Linked DNA regions of Mus musculus: all the other regions are linked to region 3. A link is a loop called in an ENCODE intact Hi-C map of the cell type or tissue named here. Cell type or tissue: heart. All regions are shown on one strand.

Region 1 (2,500 bases), 98 kb after region 3:
CAGGTTAGCAGTCAGTGCTGCTGGTGCAGATGAGAAGAGGGTGGCCCTGGGAGAGGGAAGATGGGTGACTCTGTAAAGGACAAATTGAAGGATCTGTATAGTGTGGGGACCTGGCTGGTGCTGTGGACACGGAGATGCCTGGGTGATAAGACTGTATAGGGCTAGGAACTTACACACCCTGGGTAAGGTAGACACAGACTCCGCCTCTGCTATTTCTCTGCTCTTTCTTATTGTTGCTGTGATCTAAGATGGTTCAGTTGTTGTTGTTGTTGTTGTTGTGTGTGTGTGTTTGGGGGGGAGGTGTCTCTCTGTTGTGTGAGCATAGGCCTGAAGCAATGGTTCCTGCATTTTATTACTGGGGCCTTCTGGGGGCTCCATTAGCAGCCTCCTGCTGGAGCCTCAGTGGGGCCTGAGAGTCACAGCTCATCAGGTCCTAAGATGCTGCTGCTGATTAGCCTAGGAGCCATTGAGAAGCTCTAAATCAGGGCCTCATTCCAGGGCGCCTAGGTTTGTGTCTGTTTTTCTTACAAAGCCCTGGGTGTCTTTGCTGGCAAAGCCAAGTCTTTGAAGAATGTTACCCTTTGTTTAGGCACCACAGAGGTGAGGGTAAGGAACATAGGCCTCCAGCTCCATCCTGGAAATGAATGATAGGGGTGTCCTCAGGGTGGGGCCCCAGCCACCTATTTCTCAACGGGCACATCATACTTAAAGCTTTATGAAGCTTCATCCCATGCATGTTGAAGTTTGAGGATGAGTGGATCAGAGGGAGAGAACAGGAGAGGATGTGAGGGAGACAGGATGTTTGTATTCTCTGTCAGCAGACAGAAGGGCCCTCCCAGGTGTATTTCAATTAGCAACAGGATGTGGCAAAGGGAAGGCTGAAGTGTAGCTTCTGTGAGGGAGTGGTCATTAGCCTTGATCAAGGACCTCACCTGCAAACTCAGATGGCCAGATCTGTTAGCTCCTACACAGCAGGGCTGCCCTGATTAACCAAAGGATCCATCAGAAAGCACACAAGGAAGAAAGCCCATGATTGGCATTAAGGGACGGTCAGTGGGATTGAGCAGTACCTATTGTATGTTCATAAATGACCCAACACCGTGGTCCAGGGAGGAATTCAGACAAGAAAGCCACGTTCCTGGCTTTCAAGAGTCTCTGACCTAGGCCCAGAGCGGAAGCCATCTTTTGAGCAGTTCCCTCGCACACGGAACTCTCCTGCTCCATAACTGACGTTGAGTTGCCTGTTGAAGTCCACTCTGTTCTTGTGAGGGTTCGGGAATGCGAGAGCAGTGTTTGGTTTCTTGGCCTTCTCCTATTCCTAGCTATGATGTGAGATGGGGCTGTCAACAGTGAGAGAAGCAGTAAGCTCAGGGTGTGCACACAAGTGTGTTTAGTACCAACCACAGGCAGACAGCACATCGCTGCTGCTCTATTTATGGGACAGGGTGAGGATTGGCAGGGGACCAGCCCAAGCCTGGCTTGTCCCTGCAGCTACTCAAGTTCATGTAAAACCAGAAGACATCTACTTATTTGTTCTGCCCACAAATCTGCCAGTAAAATACATAACCAGTGTAATATATTTCAACACAAAATTATACCGTGTTCAACACATTAATGGGAGATTGACAAACCTCAAAATTTTTTCTCTTTGTTGATAGTTTTTCGAGATCTGAAGTTTCTCACCAACTTCTGACCTTGTAAAGAGATACTTCAAACATAGGGATGAACCTGGGTGTCGGGATAGAGTAGTCTTCGGTTTGACCTTCCAAATGCCACCATTTTTCTATTTGGTGAAGTTGCCTAAATGTATTAAGCCTCAGTCTTCCTATAGGCAATGTGGGTTAAAGTGCCTGCCTGAAGTGGGCAATTTAAGAAGGGACAATGACAAGCGTGACAGGCCTGGCATGCATGGGAACACAAACCAGTTCCTTTCTCTCCACACTGCAGATGAGTTCTCTGTCTCAGCACAGTGTGCCTGAAAGTCGTGATCCACCGCAGTCCCTCTGCTTTCTTGCAGTCTCTTTTCTCGTTGCTTCCGACAGCATAAAGTTAGCCCTTAGGAGGCTGAGTCAGCTCGACCCTGGTTGCCAAAAGCTCTTAGGCGCCTTTTATGGTCTGAAAAATGATACTTGCGCCTGGAAAGCATCCAAGTCACCAAGACACTCGAGCTCATGTCTGGCAGCTCTGTAGATAACAGAAAACAAAACGTGAAGGAGAACAAAATTATTGTCATCTGCCTCAGAGGACACAACAAAAGTTCTGACTACTTTGATCAGTAGGACCCGAGTCTTCTGGAATATAGAGTTAGAATAAGAAGATAAACTAGGGTCCTGATTGCTCATGGCCACCATAAAGATAAAACCGTGGGCTGGGGATGAGGTCTGGAGGAGGCCGTGCCACACAAGCCTGCGGATCTGAATTTGGATTGCCAGAAACTATAGGGAAAAAAACAAAACCAGCCATGGCAGCCTATGCTCGTAATACCAGCATTTGTGGAGAC
Region 2 (2,500 bases), 48 kb after region 3:
CCATAATTTCCTTCATTTCAGTAGTGGTAGTTTTTGTTTGTTTCTTTTGTTTTGTTTTTTGGATTTTGTTGTTGTTGTTGTTGTTCGTTGTGGTGGTGGTGGTGGTGGTGGTGGTGGTGGTGGCAGTGGTGTGTGTGTATGTATATGTATGTGTGTGTATAGCTTTTCCCTCAGAATTGAAGTGCTCTCCTCAGGAGGGAAGAGGACATCTCACAAGGTTTCAGAAACTAACAGGACTTCAAGACTGAGGAAACTCAGAAAGCTGAAAGATTTACAAAATGTCTGCCCCAGATTATAGCAAGCAGTGAGCATTTGCTGAGAGGAGACTCTTCAGTAGATCTGCCGGCAAACTGGGCAAACTGAGCGGGGAGCGGGGAGCCCCGGCCTTACAGCTCTCGTGAGACCTCAGCCGCCAGGGTGGGCTTTGTGGTATGCAGTTATCGTTCCTTCATCCAGACTCCTGTGAGCACCCTCTCCTTAGTGACTCAGTGAAGTCACTGGTGCCCTCAGGTAGACTGGGGTGAAATTCTTGCTTAATTCCATCGTTGGTGCTTATCTGAGAGGGATAGACATTTTTCACATTTACCCAGGAAAAGTCAGAAAGCACAGAAGGAAAAAAAATGCTATCAAAAGCGAATACACCAGGGGCGGTGGTGGGGCACGCCTTTAATCCCAACACTTGGGAGGCAGAGGCAGGTGGATTTCTGAGTTCCAGGCCAGCCTGGTCTACAGAGTGAGTTCCAGGACAGCCAGGGCTACACAGAAAAACCCTGTCTCAAAACAAAACAATTCAAACAACAATCAAAAAAGCACACGCACAATCTCTCTGTGTGTCTCTGTCTCTGTCTCTATCACTCTCTATCTCTTACTGGGTTGGCTCCAGAGAGGTATGGGCCTGAGGTCAGATTCCCAGCACCTGCAAGCTGGGCCCGCAGAACCTGTCCATACCTCTATCACTGGAGACAAAAGAAAACAGACAGACGCCCAGATCTCCTGGCCAGCCGGCGCCACCAATCAGCGAGATCTGGCTTCACTGAGATAGTATCTCAAAGACTAAAGAGGCTCACAAGAGAGAAAGGCATCTAAAATGGAGGCCTGGCCTCCAACATGGAGGCCTGGCCTCTGTACATCATGCACACCCACCCCACTTACCAATACATATGTGGGAATCCACCAAACAGAAATACTTACTAGCATTTAAACATCTCAAATAATGTGACAGGTAGTTAAAGCAATAGCATCCTTGATGATAGCTCTCTCATGCCGAGCGCTTAGGGTACACCAGACATCAGCTTAAACATTCCATGAGGAATGAGCTGCTCACTCCCTTAGGATCCACTGAGGCACGCGCCGCTATCCGGAATCACAGAAGAAGAAACTCTGCTCCAAGACTTACTCTAAAAGTGTGTCCTAATCCAGTAAAAGAAATATCTTGGAGTGTCTGTATGCTTCACCAACTCTGAGTTCCCTCCTACTGGCCTCCCAACCAAAGAGCTTTCAAGTGCAGATGTGGTGGAGACGGAAGATGATCCTCGAACCCTCAGTGAAGAGGCAAAACTCATACAAAAGACCTCTTAGGACTGAGGTTGGAAGCTAATTTTCAAAATAGAGTTTGAAAAGCCATGCACATACCTGCCACGAACATCTGTGGAAGTGGGAAGATGGTGGTCATACTGCCTGCCACTCAAATCCCCACTTCATTGTAGCTTAAGTATTATTTATATATATTTATATTATAATATTAGTATTATATTAGTATTAATATGCGAGTATTACCATAAATATATTTATATACTTAGACATAAAAATGGTAATATTTTTATACTGTGACTTGTGCATTGAGTAAGCGATAAAACCATGAAAAATTAAAATCAGGACAGAAAACCTCCCTCCAATTCTCTCTATAAGCGTGCAAAGCATTTGTTGAGAAATCTTTTTGTGGGTGTCAGCAGCATCTATGCTAAAACAGATTCCTCAGACAACCAGAAAAATAACACTGAGGACACCACAAAATGGCAGCTCCCTCCCCGGGTGCCTGCTCCGACGACGCCCGTCACAACGTGATGGACCCGTAAACACATTTTCCTCATTTCCAGATTTAGCCGCTTGGTTTTGGTGACTACAGGCCAGACCTCCCTTAATTCAAGAGAGGACAGAGGTGACTTGCAGAGGACTCTGAACCCCTCCCTCCTCTCTCCCCAGAGGCATCTCCACCCCTGAGCACTGACTGTGCTTAAACTAAATGGCTCCCGTCGCAGGCTCACCCTGAGATATTTGCTACATTTCCCTCTTCACCTCTTCTTGTTCCTCACCTAGCCAACTCCTACTTCTGCTTCAAAACCTAGCTTAAGAATCACCTCATTTTGTCCGGCAGTGGTGGTGCATGCCTGTAGTGGTAAAGGAAGGTGGATCTCTGAGTTCAAGGTCTACAAAGTGAGTTCCAAGACAGCCGGGGCTACACAGATAAACCCTGTCTCAAAAAAGCAAACCAACAAAGGAC
Region 3 (2,500 bases):
TCTGTAGGGGGAGGTGCTGATACGAAGGTCTGGTTCTCTGATTGGTTCATGATTTTGTCAACAAAGAAGGCTGAGAGCCAATTGATGAGCAGAAGGTACAGGTGGGACTTCCGAGTCCTACGCGGCAAAGGCAGATGCAGGGAAAGAGAGGGAGCTTTTCTGTCATGCCTTGGAGGAAAAGGGACCCTGCAGTCATGTAAGGTCTTGAGGACGCTAGGGACAGCGGCCTCCGCTAGGAGCGGGTGGCCAAGGATGTGGCGGAGAGACGGGGTATAATGAATTGATGAGGGCATGTTTTTCCAGGCAGGAGATTCAGTGCCCAGCGATTGCTCCATGAGAGGCAAGCTGTAAAGTGACTAGCTGAATGTGTGTTTTTTCATCCACAGATTCAAAGGTCTCTGGTGGGGCTGGTAACAAGATCCCTCCTGGGGAAAGGGTCACAGGAGTGGGCTAGTGGAGCTGTTGACTCCTGGAGGATAGAGAGGAGCCAGGACAGTGTTGGCGGCTTGGCAGACCTAAGCAGGGAGGAAAAAAGTAAGCCAGGAGGTGCCAGAGCGCAGTCGCAGCTCCGGGGCAAAGGCGGTAGCATGGTTTTAAAACTACATGCAACACAACCCTGTCAAAATCATATCAGAATTTGGCCTTTTAGAAATTGTTTGGGACAAGGCAGGCACCACTCCTCTTTCTCTGTCACTGTCACGGCCATTTGATTTGCTCGCCCAGATCCATGTTCCCATGGGGTTAATGGCACATGAATAAACCAGAAAATCAGTTGATACATTCCAGGAAAGGCAAGATTCATTAAAAAAAAAAATCCCATTTTTCATATCCAACACTGCCGGTTCATCCTCTGTGCGGCCACTATTCTGTCAGAGACTGGTAACATTTACCTGTAATTGGCAGTGAAAGACCATGTTGTGCACAATGTTATACTGCTAACAGAAAGTGAGACTACACAGGAAAGGGTGGGCATTAGTTATTTTCTGGATGTTGGTTCTTATGCCCAATTTGGATCCTAACAGCATCCCACACTGACAAACAACTATAGTTCCCGACGATCAGATCTAGCCCGGGACATTTGCTCTTACACAAGGTAAGAGTTTCTCAGGGAGGTTTGGATTTTCAAGATGTAATATCTTTCGAGGCTAGCTAGAACTCCCCATTCTGGCATCAAGCCTAGCATTAGCTCACCAGTTATCTGCTAGACAAATGACCACAGCCACATCCATCAATCTCTGGAGACCATGGCTCAAAAACACTGTATTAAGGGCCTCTGTGTAAAGCTAAGTAGAAGTATGTAACAGATTCCCTTGCACAAGATAATTAAACAACAATGCAGGTGTCTCTGGTACGTCAAAACTTCCCTCTCAAGTCTGAGTTCTTTTGAAGCTGAAGTTCCACATATGACCTGCAGAATGCTCTCTGATATATTAGAGGCCAGGCGTTATTTAAGTGTCAAGTGCTAGCCACGATAGTGGCAGGGATTTGGTTTCATGTGCTCATGGAAAAGGAATGTGCCAAAATACACTTTCAGCACACAAGCTGCACTTAAAGTGACCACGGCACATTATTTAAGTGGCTCGCTGATGCCGAGTCCTGTGCAGAACATTTTGTACACAGCAAGGCTGGCTACTGAGTCGCTTATTTTTACATCGCTAAAATGGATGAGTAAACTGAATGTTTACAAAAGGGACAGAGTTGGCAGGGAGGTGAAAACCTGTGTTTGTCCCTGGGTGCGGCTCACACCCTCACCAGCCCAATGCTGTGAACCCAGGACAAAGCGATACCCTGATTAAGCCAAGAAGCAGGGATCCCAAATGCCAGAAGGCACGTGTCCACTTTGGGGGAGAGGTCAGAAAACAATCTCTTCCAATATGTTATCTAATGGGTCTCCTTCCCATCACCCATCAAGATGCCAGAGTCAATAATCTGACCTGCAGATGCGGCATCAGCACAAACCGAGGCACAAACTGAAATACCATCAAAGCAAGACGCAGTGTGATCTTTAAAGTTTATATGGCTTTGGCTCTCTCATTTCCAGAGTCATAAGCACTTCTATATATTTTATTAGTTTATAGATAACAGCCCAAGCTCTGGGGTTTTTTGTTGTTGTTGTTGTTGTTTTTGTTTTGTTTTTTAGATTTGAATTCATGGGGCTGGAGAGATGGCTCAGAGTTCAAATCTCAGCAACCACACAGTGGCTCAAAACCATCCGCACACCTTTAATCCCAGCACTTGGGAGGCAGAGGCAGGAGGGTTTCTAAGTTCAAGGCCAGACTGGTCTACAGAGTGAGTTCCAGGACAGCCAGAGCTACACAGAGAAACCCTGTCTTGAAAAAAAAAGGAAGAAGGAAAAGAAAAAAAGGAAGGAAGGAAGGAAGGAAGGAAGGAAGGAAGAAAGAAAGAAAGAAAGAAAGAAAGAAAGAAAGAAAGAAAGAAAGAAAGAAAGAAAGAAAGAAAGAAAGAAAATGAACTGTGACACCTTCTTCTGGCACATCTA

Evidence for each region. Peaks named below come from ENCODE experiments on the same cell type or tissue, not always from the same donor. Only the 100,000 strongest peaks of a DNase experiment are listed, where the experiment ranks them.
Region 1: a loop joins it to region 3, with 5 times the contacts of the local background. A loop is called at or near these places in 5 of 42 quality-filtered maps.
Region 2: a loop joins it to region 3, with 2.2 times the contacts of the local background. A loop is called at or near these places in 2 of 42 quality-filtered maps.

Annotation. Positions count from the first base shown.
Region 1 is chr15:97,100,956-97,103,455 of GRCm38, forward strand. The region is part of intron 3 of Gm32840 (a long non-coding RNA gene); the gene reads left to right. It overlaps Gm32733 (a long non-coding RNA gene), which reads right to left. Exons shown (of 4, transcript XR_384402.2): 4 at 1,570-2,184. Among named protein-coding and RNA genes, the nearest start is that of Gm32733, 5.6 kb to the right of the region's middle. In heart, no CTCF peak of the experiment used is centred here; DNase peaks (open chromatin) are centred at 1,426 and 2,096; H3K27ac peaks cover 2,500 bases.
Region 2 is chr15:97,051,024-97,053,523 of GRCm38, forward strand. All of the region lies in intron 1 of Slc38a4 (solute carrier family 38, member 4), which reads right to left. The region is part of intron 1 of Gm32840 (a long non-coding RNA gene); the gene reads left to right. Among named protein-coding and RNA genes, the nearest start is that of Slc38a4, 3.7 kb to the right of the region's middle. In heart, no CTCF peak of the experiment used is centred here; no DNase peak of the experiment used is centred here; H3K4me3 peaks cover 536 bases; H3K27ac peaks cover 1,323 bases.
Region 3 is chr15:97,002,893-97,005,392 of GRCm38, forward strand. The region is part of intron 13 of Slc38a4 (solute carrier family 38, member 4); the gene reads right to left. Among named protein-coding and RNA genes, the nearest start is that of Gm32840, 40 kb to the right of the region's middle. In heart, a CTCF peak has its summit at 1,413; a DNase peak (open chromatin) is centred at 1,499; H3K4me3 peaks cover 749 bases; H3K27ac peaks cover 2,330 bases.